Linked DNA regions of Homo sapiens: region 1 is linked to region 2. The links are chromatin contacts, found by Hi-C or POLR2A ChIA-PET in ENCODE. All regions are on one chromosome and are shown on one strand. Each heading gives the region's core, a stretch centred on a gene start or an enhancer-like site at or near the end of the contact. The rest is flanking DNA. Distances are from core to core; before and after follow the strand shown. Region 1 overlaps COL27A1 (collagen type XXVII alpha 1 chain). Region 2 overlaps COL27A1 (collagen type XXVII alpha 1 chain).

The links. Hi-C counts contacts between places; a loop is a spot of excess contacts on that map. ChIA-PET counts read pairs that join two places held with the same protein, here RNA polymerase II (POLR2A). Pooled maps may share reads with other maps.
Region 1: a map of prostate gland shows a loop between it and region 2 (2.4-fold over the local background). The contact joins two enhancer-like sites. A Hi-C loop is called at or near these places in 10 of 168 maps with a recorded cell type or tissue (Right ventricle myocardium inferior, cardiac septum, endothelial cell of hepatic sinusoid and 5 more), 1 of 37 single-sample maps with no recorded cell type and 7 of 50 pooled maps. POLR2A ChIA-PET finds 5 or more read pairs at or near these places in 2 of 52 experiments (activated naive CD4-positive, alpha-beta T cell and endothelial cell of umbilical vein).

The regions. Positions count from the first base shown.
Region 1 is chr9:114,248,851-114,251,792 of GRCh38, reverse strand. It overlaps COL27A1 (collagen type XXVII alpha 1 chain), which reads right to left. Exons shown (of 61, transcript NM_032888.4): 25 at 1,125-1,178. Among named protein-coding and RNA genes, the nearest start is that of MIR455, 41 kb to the right of the region's middle. Within about 2 kb of position 1,437, at least 15 of the 41 ENCODE cell types and tissues checked have a DNase peak (open chromatin) inside an H3K27ac peak, as active enhancers do; they include gastrocnemius medialis and prostate gland, where a contact is called at or near this core.
Region 2 is chr9:114,213,072-114,216,067 of GRCh38, reverse strand. All of the region lies in intron 12 of COL27A1 (collagen type XXVII alpha 1 chain), which reads right to left. Among named protein-coding and RNA genes, the nearest start is that of MIR455, 5.1 kb to the right of the region's middle. RefSeq lists an enhancer at 1-192. Within about 2 kb of position 1,672, at least 6 of the 41 ENCODE cell types and tissues checked have a DNase peak (open chromatin) inside an H3K27ac peak, as active enhancers do; they include gastrocnemius medialis and prostate gland, where a contact is called at or near this core.

The sequences.
Region 1 (2,942 bases), core at 188-2,687, 36 kb before region 2:
TCGGGAAGTCCCTCTTGACCCAAGAGCTGAAGGATAATGAAGAGCATCTGGGCAGAAAGGGTGGAGGCAGATGGCAATGGGAAGAAAGCATTTGGCTAAGGGAATGGCGCAGTCAATGGTTTGTAGGTGAGAAGGGACATGGGTCATTTGAGCAACAGCAGAAGCCCAGAGTTGGCTTTGATGTTGTGCTATCATTATGTAAGATGCTACCACTGGAAGAAACAGGGTGAAGGGTACTATTTTTTGCAACTTCTTGTGAATCTGTCATTATTTCAAAATAAAAAGTTAAATTTAAAATTTCAAGATAAAAAGCTGAATTTAAAAGGAGGAGGAGCAGAAGGGGAAGGAGGAGGAGGGGGAAGCGAGGGAGGAGGAGGAGGAGGAAGGCAGAGGCCCGAGGGTCTGGGCCACATAGAGTGATAGAGTGTGGCACAAGAGGATCCTGGAGAGTTAGGCGGGGCCAGACTTGCGGGGGATACTTCCTCCCTCTGGACCTCAGTTCCTCCATCTATTCAATGGGAATAATATTGGTTCTCCCAGAGGGCCTGCTCTGGGGATCGGATAAACCCATACAAAGGAAGACAAGTGCCTCCAAGGCCCTTGGTGGGAGCTGGGAGCCAACATGAGGCAGAGTGTCTTAGTGAGCAAAGTGTAGCTAACCTTTGGCAATGAACCTGGTTCAAATCTCAGCACTGCCACTTATTATCTGGGTGACCTGGAGTAAGTCACCTCCCCTATTTGAGCCTCTGTTATCTCATCTAAAACAGAGGCTTAGCAAGGCAACCTCATCTTTCCTCTTTGTAAAGATGAGTCTTTTCCTCCCTGCTCTCGCCGACCCCTGTGCAGGGCCAGTAGGCAGCTGTGAGGAGCCCAGGTCACATGCATCTGCTGGTTGTCACACAAAAGTCTAACTGTGCTTGAGGCTGATGACAGTAGGGCAGGGATAGAACCCCAAGGGATGCCAGGAAAGGGAACAATGTCTCTTGGCAGACTCAGAATGCCAGGTCAGGAGAGAGGCTAGGGGAGGGTATTCTGAAATCCCCAGGTCAAAGGGCCTCTTCACCTTTTTACAATTTCAAAACACAAGCTCTAATTGTTTATCTTTTCCCCTCAACACCACTTACCTTTTCTCCCACGATTCCTGGCTCCCCGACCAGACCAATGAATCCCATAAATCCCTATGAGACACATTCCCGAAAGCAAGAGAAACAACGTGAATCCGGGGACCCAGCCCTCCCGCTCCTTCCCCTGAAGCTCATCTCCCAGGTGTCTCCCACCCGTGCCTGGTCACCCAGCCAGCATGGGGTTGTGCCGGGGAGAGCGCTGCCTCTCTCTGGGCACCGTTCTGACTTCCCTCACTCCACCAGATGGTTCTGATTTTGAAGCCAAGCAGCGGGGCCGCTGCCAACATCCCTGGGAGCGCCACACATTCTTCCCGCGCCAGAAGCAGGCTGGGAGGCTGCCACGTTTGGAGAGCTGGGGTTGGGCGGGGGGTGGCTTAAGCTGAGCTGGGAAGAGGCCATCTGTGCCCATCTTTCGGGGCTCTGGGGCTGTTTCAAAGAGTGAAACAAACCCGCTGGCTGGGACAGAAATACCGTAACAGCCTCCGCCAAGAGAACTGATTGGAATCGGGGAGGCGGAGGCCTCTTTACTGTCTTCTGAAAGGCCTCCTTGCCTTTTTCTGAAAGGGTGCACACACAGACACACGCTGCAGCTCCTGCTGCTCTGCTGAACTCCGCTGGGTGACAACTTGCCTCTGGGTTCCAGGGGGTTCTTCTAGGTGGCCCCAGTCCTTGCCGTCTCCCTGAGCAAGCAAACACGCACACGCGCAGCGAGGGTGGACAGCCTAGAGGGGTCACCTAGGAAGGCCCATCAATTTCTTATTCAGGCCCCACCTTCTTCCCTGCTAAGGAAAATACAAACTGAGCCGGGAGGGCCTTGTGTGGTTCAGGAGTGCAGAAGTGGCTTTGGAAGAACCCAGATTTGCAGCCAAGAGGTTCTGGGTGAATTAGGAAAGATGGAGGGATGAGTGGATTTTGTCCATAAAATCCGCTCCCTGTCCCCCAAACCCTGGCCAGAGTAAAATGAGACCTTGGGCCAGGAATAGGCCAGAGTTTGTGTACTCAGTCAATAAGGCCGGCCCAGCTGTCAGTTAACTACCATGAGAGGGTTACCTCTGGGATCCACACTTTCTTATCTAAAGACAGTTTTAAAGTGGTCACTTCAGCGAGGGCCACACGTGTCTTGCTGCTGCAGCCTGGGATGTCCGCTCTGGTTGTGTGGCTCCAAAGACCACGCACCTTCCCCTCCAGCCCAAGGCCTCCAAAGCATGTGGCTGTGAACAGGGCCCGGATCTCCCGTACATCCCAGCACCACGCTGGCACTACGCATGGTGGATCCTGCACCTGCCCCTGGTTCCCTGGGTTCAGAGAACTTTCTGAAGTATAAGGTAAGAGGGATGAGGCACTAGGTATAAGGTCACAGCTAACATTTCACAGAAAATAACCAAATACTTGATTTTTGCAACAACTTATTTTTAAAAATTAATTAGAGCATTTTCTAAGTGATAGCAATATTATAACAACGGCTTCAACGTATTGAGCACTTCCTGTGTGCCAAGCCCTGTACCTGGCACTTTATCTATGTAACTGTCATTCAGTCTTCAGGTGTGTGGGTTCTGGGCAAATCAGTCTCTCTGAGCCTCATCTGCAGAATGGGAGACAATAAAGGTACCTCCCTACTTCCTGGCACTGTTCCGAATACGGGAGATGGTGCACGATGCGTAGAGGTACTTCATACATGTTCGCTCTTTCCCATCCCCTCTTAATTTATTTTACAAGGGCACAGGGGTAAGACAGAGGCCTGGGCTTCCCACAAGGGAGCAGTCAGACATTTAGAGGATGCCGAATGAAGGGAATAAAAACTGCTCTGTTAAAAGGCCC
Region 2 (2,996 bases), core at 423-2,922:
AGCAGGATGCCAAGGAGAACTCAGAAGGCCATCTCCTCCACTCTTCTGCCTCCAGGAAGTGTCCACCCCAACCGTGTGCTCCAGCGGGTAGGATACAGGGGCAGAGAAGCAAGAAACATCTAGAATCCAAAGTCCCCCTCATGCTCCTAAGGCTCAGGTCCCTGGCCTGCAAAACAGTCAGCACTGTCCCACTCACCTGGCAGGGCTGGGCTGAAGAAACGGTGAGATGTTTCTAATGCAGCCCCTGGTCAACTCTAATGTGCCATCACTACACTAGTTAGGGTTTATATCAAGAGTGGGAATATTTAATAACCTCTAGGAGAAGCCCGCAAAAGGATCTTGGAGAACTTCTTACCAGGTGGACATTCTCCAAGGCCTGGAAGTTCCTGCTTAAGTCTAACCTGCATCCTTCCTGCTGCACTCGAAGCAGCCATATTCTTTTCTAGGTGTGCAGGCTCCAAGCGTGCTGACATGGAAAGACCCCTGAACTTTCCCAGCCCCTTTCTCTCGTGGTCTAAACATGTTTTTACCCTGCCCTCCTGAAATCCACTAGGAAATCTACTCAAGAAAAGTCGCCTCAGGGGACAAGGAGAAAATAGGAAGGCAGAGTTCTCTCCAGGATTCCAGGGGCACCAACAGCCTGGGTCAGCTCTGGTTCACATCTGGGTCACTGGAGACCACACCCCCAGCTCACAGCATCACCTCAGCTGAGAACCTTAATCTGCTTTGGCCTCAATTTCCCTACTTGGAAATAGGAATTCTCTGTTACTTGGCTGCTTGCTGCCTGTAATCTGAGAACTGGAAAGAGCCATGAACTTGAAGCCCAAATGCACTGTGTTAGAAGCCCTGCCTCCTCCCAGAGGACTGCGCGGCCTTGGGCAGGTCCCAGTCATCCCTGAACCACACCCCAGGGAGTCGGTGCCAGGGCTGGGCCCTTCCAGCTCTAAGCTTTAGGGTCTTCCCTCCGGACTCACTGCATGAGGCCAGCCTTGGCAGTCCTGGCCAGGGGCTGTGAGTAAAGCTGTGCATGGTGGCCTGCCTTGCAGGGCCATCCCAGCAGGCTTGAAAGTACATTTGGAGAAGACAGGTAGAAGGACTCACTGCAGCATCTTCCTAGCCTGCTCGTAGAGACCCTTGGCTGGGAAACATGGCTCAGTCTCTCACTGTGAGTGATACTGAGCCATGCCCAACAAGCCAGGACAGGCCAGGAGAAAGCCATTCAGCTCCAGCCAAGTTGGTAACATTTTCCACCTGGACCCCTCGCCAGAAAACCACAACACGTTCTCTTAGCAGGAGGTATGAGGAGGGATGAGAGCTGTGGACCAAGCTTTCCTCTGGAGGTTGAAGATGGGAGCAGAGAGAAGAGGGAGCCATGTGGAGAGTACCTTGCCCTGGAAAGCAAGTGTTCTGGATTCAAGTCTTGACTTTGCCAACAACTTGCTGTGAGATCTTAGGCAAGTGTCTTGCCCTCCCTGGGCTATGTCTGCTTATCTGTCTGAAAAAGAGTTTGGGCCAGGCCATCACGAAGGTTCCTATAGCTCTGATGTGCTTTGACCTCCACTGTCTCTTCCTCAGCTCCCGTTAGTAAAAGACTCTGACACATCACCCTTCCAAACTGGATACTGAGGAGGCCGCATGCACGGGCCCAAGGTTTTGCCTGCTGGGGAAAGACTGACTACAGCAAAATCATCACCAGCCCTGCCAGAAATGACGCCAGCTGCAATCTGGCATGAAGGAATTCAGCTCATTCCCCTGTCACTTCCTTTTCTTAATAAGTGCCTAGAAACTGTCTGGCCTAAAGCTTGGATAAGGAGGAAAAACCATTCACGACAGGAGCCCCCAACCCTACCAGACAGATCAAGGGGTTGGGAGCAACAGCAACAGAGGGATGGCCCTAAAGACTGTCCAGGGTCTTTAGGCTGAGAGGCATGGCAGACTCAGAGGCCCAGCGGAGACAGAGACCAAGCTGTAGGGACTCAGCCGATGTGAAGTCCCATTACGTACACATTAAATCATATCTGATGCAGATCTCGCCGATTTGCTGGCCATGGTGGCTGGAACAGAGTTGAGGGTATTTTCATGGCTCTCAAGGGTATTGCACAGGTCTAGGGCTGAAAAGATGTTTCCCTCCACCCACATCTGACACCCCAGTGCCAGGGAACAACACGCCTGTCATGAAGATCAGAGCCTAGTCTTAGAAAGTTAAAGGCAAGAAGCAAGGAAGCAGACAGAAGTTCTCAGTCTGGCAAGGCTCAGAGTGTCTATGGACAAATGGCTTTGACAGTCTAAGCCTCAGTTTTCTCATCTGGAAAATGGGGATAATCGATCTTGCCTTAAAGGTTCACTGGGAGAATCGCATGTGGTTCAAATACTATGCACACCGAGGGCCTCAATACTCGTTGCTTCCTTTCACTTGCAGGGGACTTAGGGTGGCAACCATGCCTTCTTCTGGTTATTCATCGTGTTTATTGATTGTCTCTACCCTTAAAATTTGAGCTTCATGACAACAGAGATTTTTGTCTGTTTTGGCTACAGTGTTATCCTTAGTGCCTGGCATAGAGTAATATATTCAACAAATAATCTTTGGTTGAATGAGGAATGAATGAGTGGCCTTATCTCACACAGGCAGGATAATGGGACCTCAAACCTGGGACTGCCTTCTCAGCCAGGCCATGAACAGGGTAACTTTGTGCTCCAAGAAGAACACAGGTACATGGCAGGGAGAAGGTGGATGAAGGGGCCGCCAGGAGGGGAGATGAGGAGGATGCAGAGGATGGAGTAGAAGGGGGAAACTGAGGCATGGCCCTGCTGACATTCCTTGCTGTGTCCGGTTGGAGAAGAGGCCATAACATGTCCAGGCTTTCATGGGTCTTACCTCTTCCATGCTCAGGAGACTCCGTACCCCAAGCTCTAAACAGCTACACTCTGGCACTGGAGTTGAAAGCTCTGGTTGTGTTCTAATCCAACTGTGACACTGAGCAGCCATGTGACCTTGA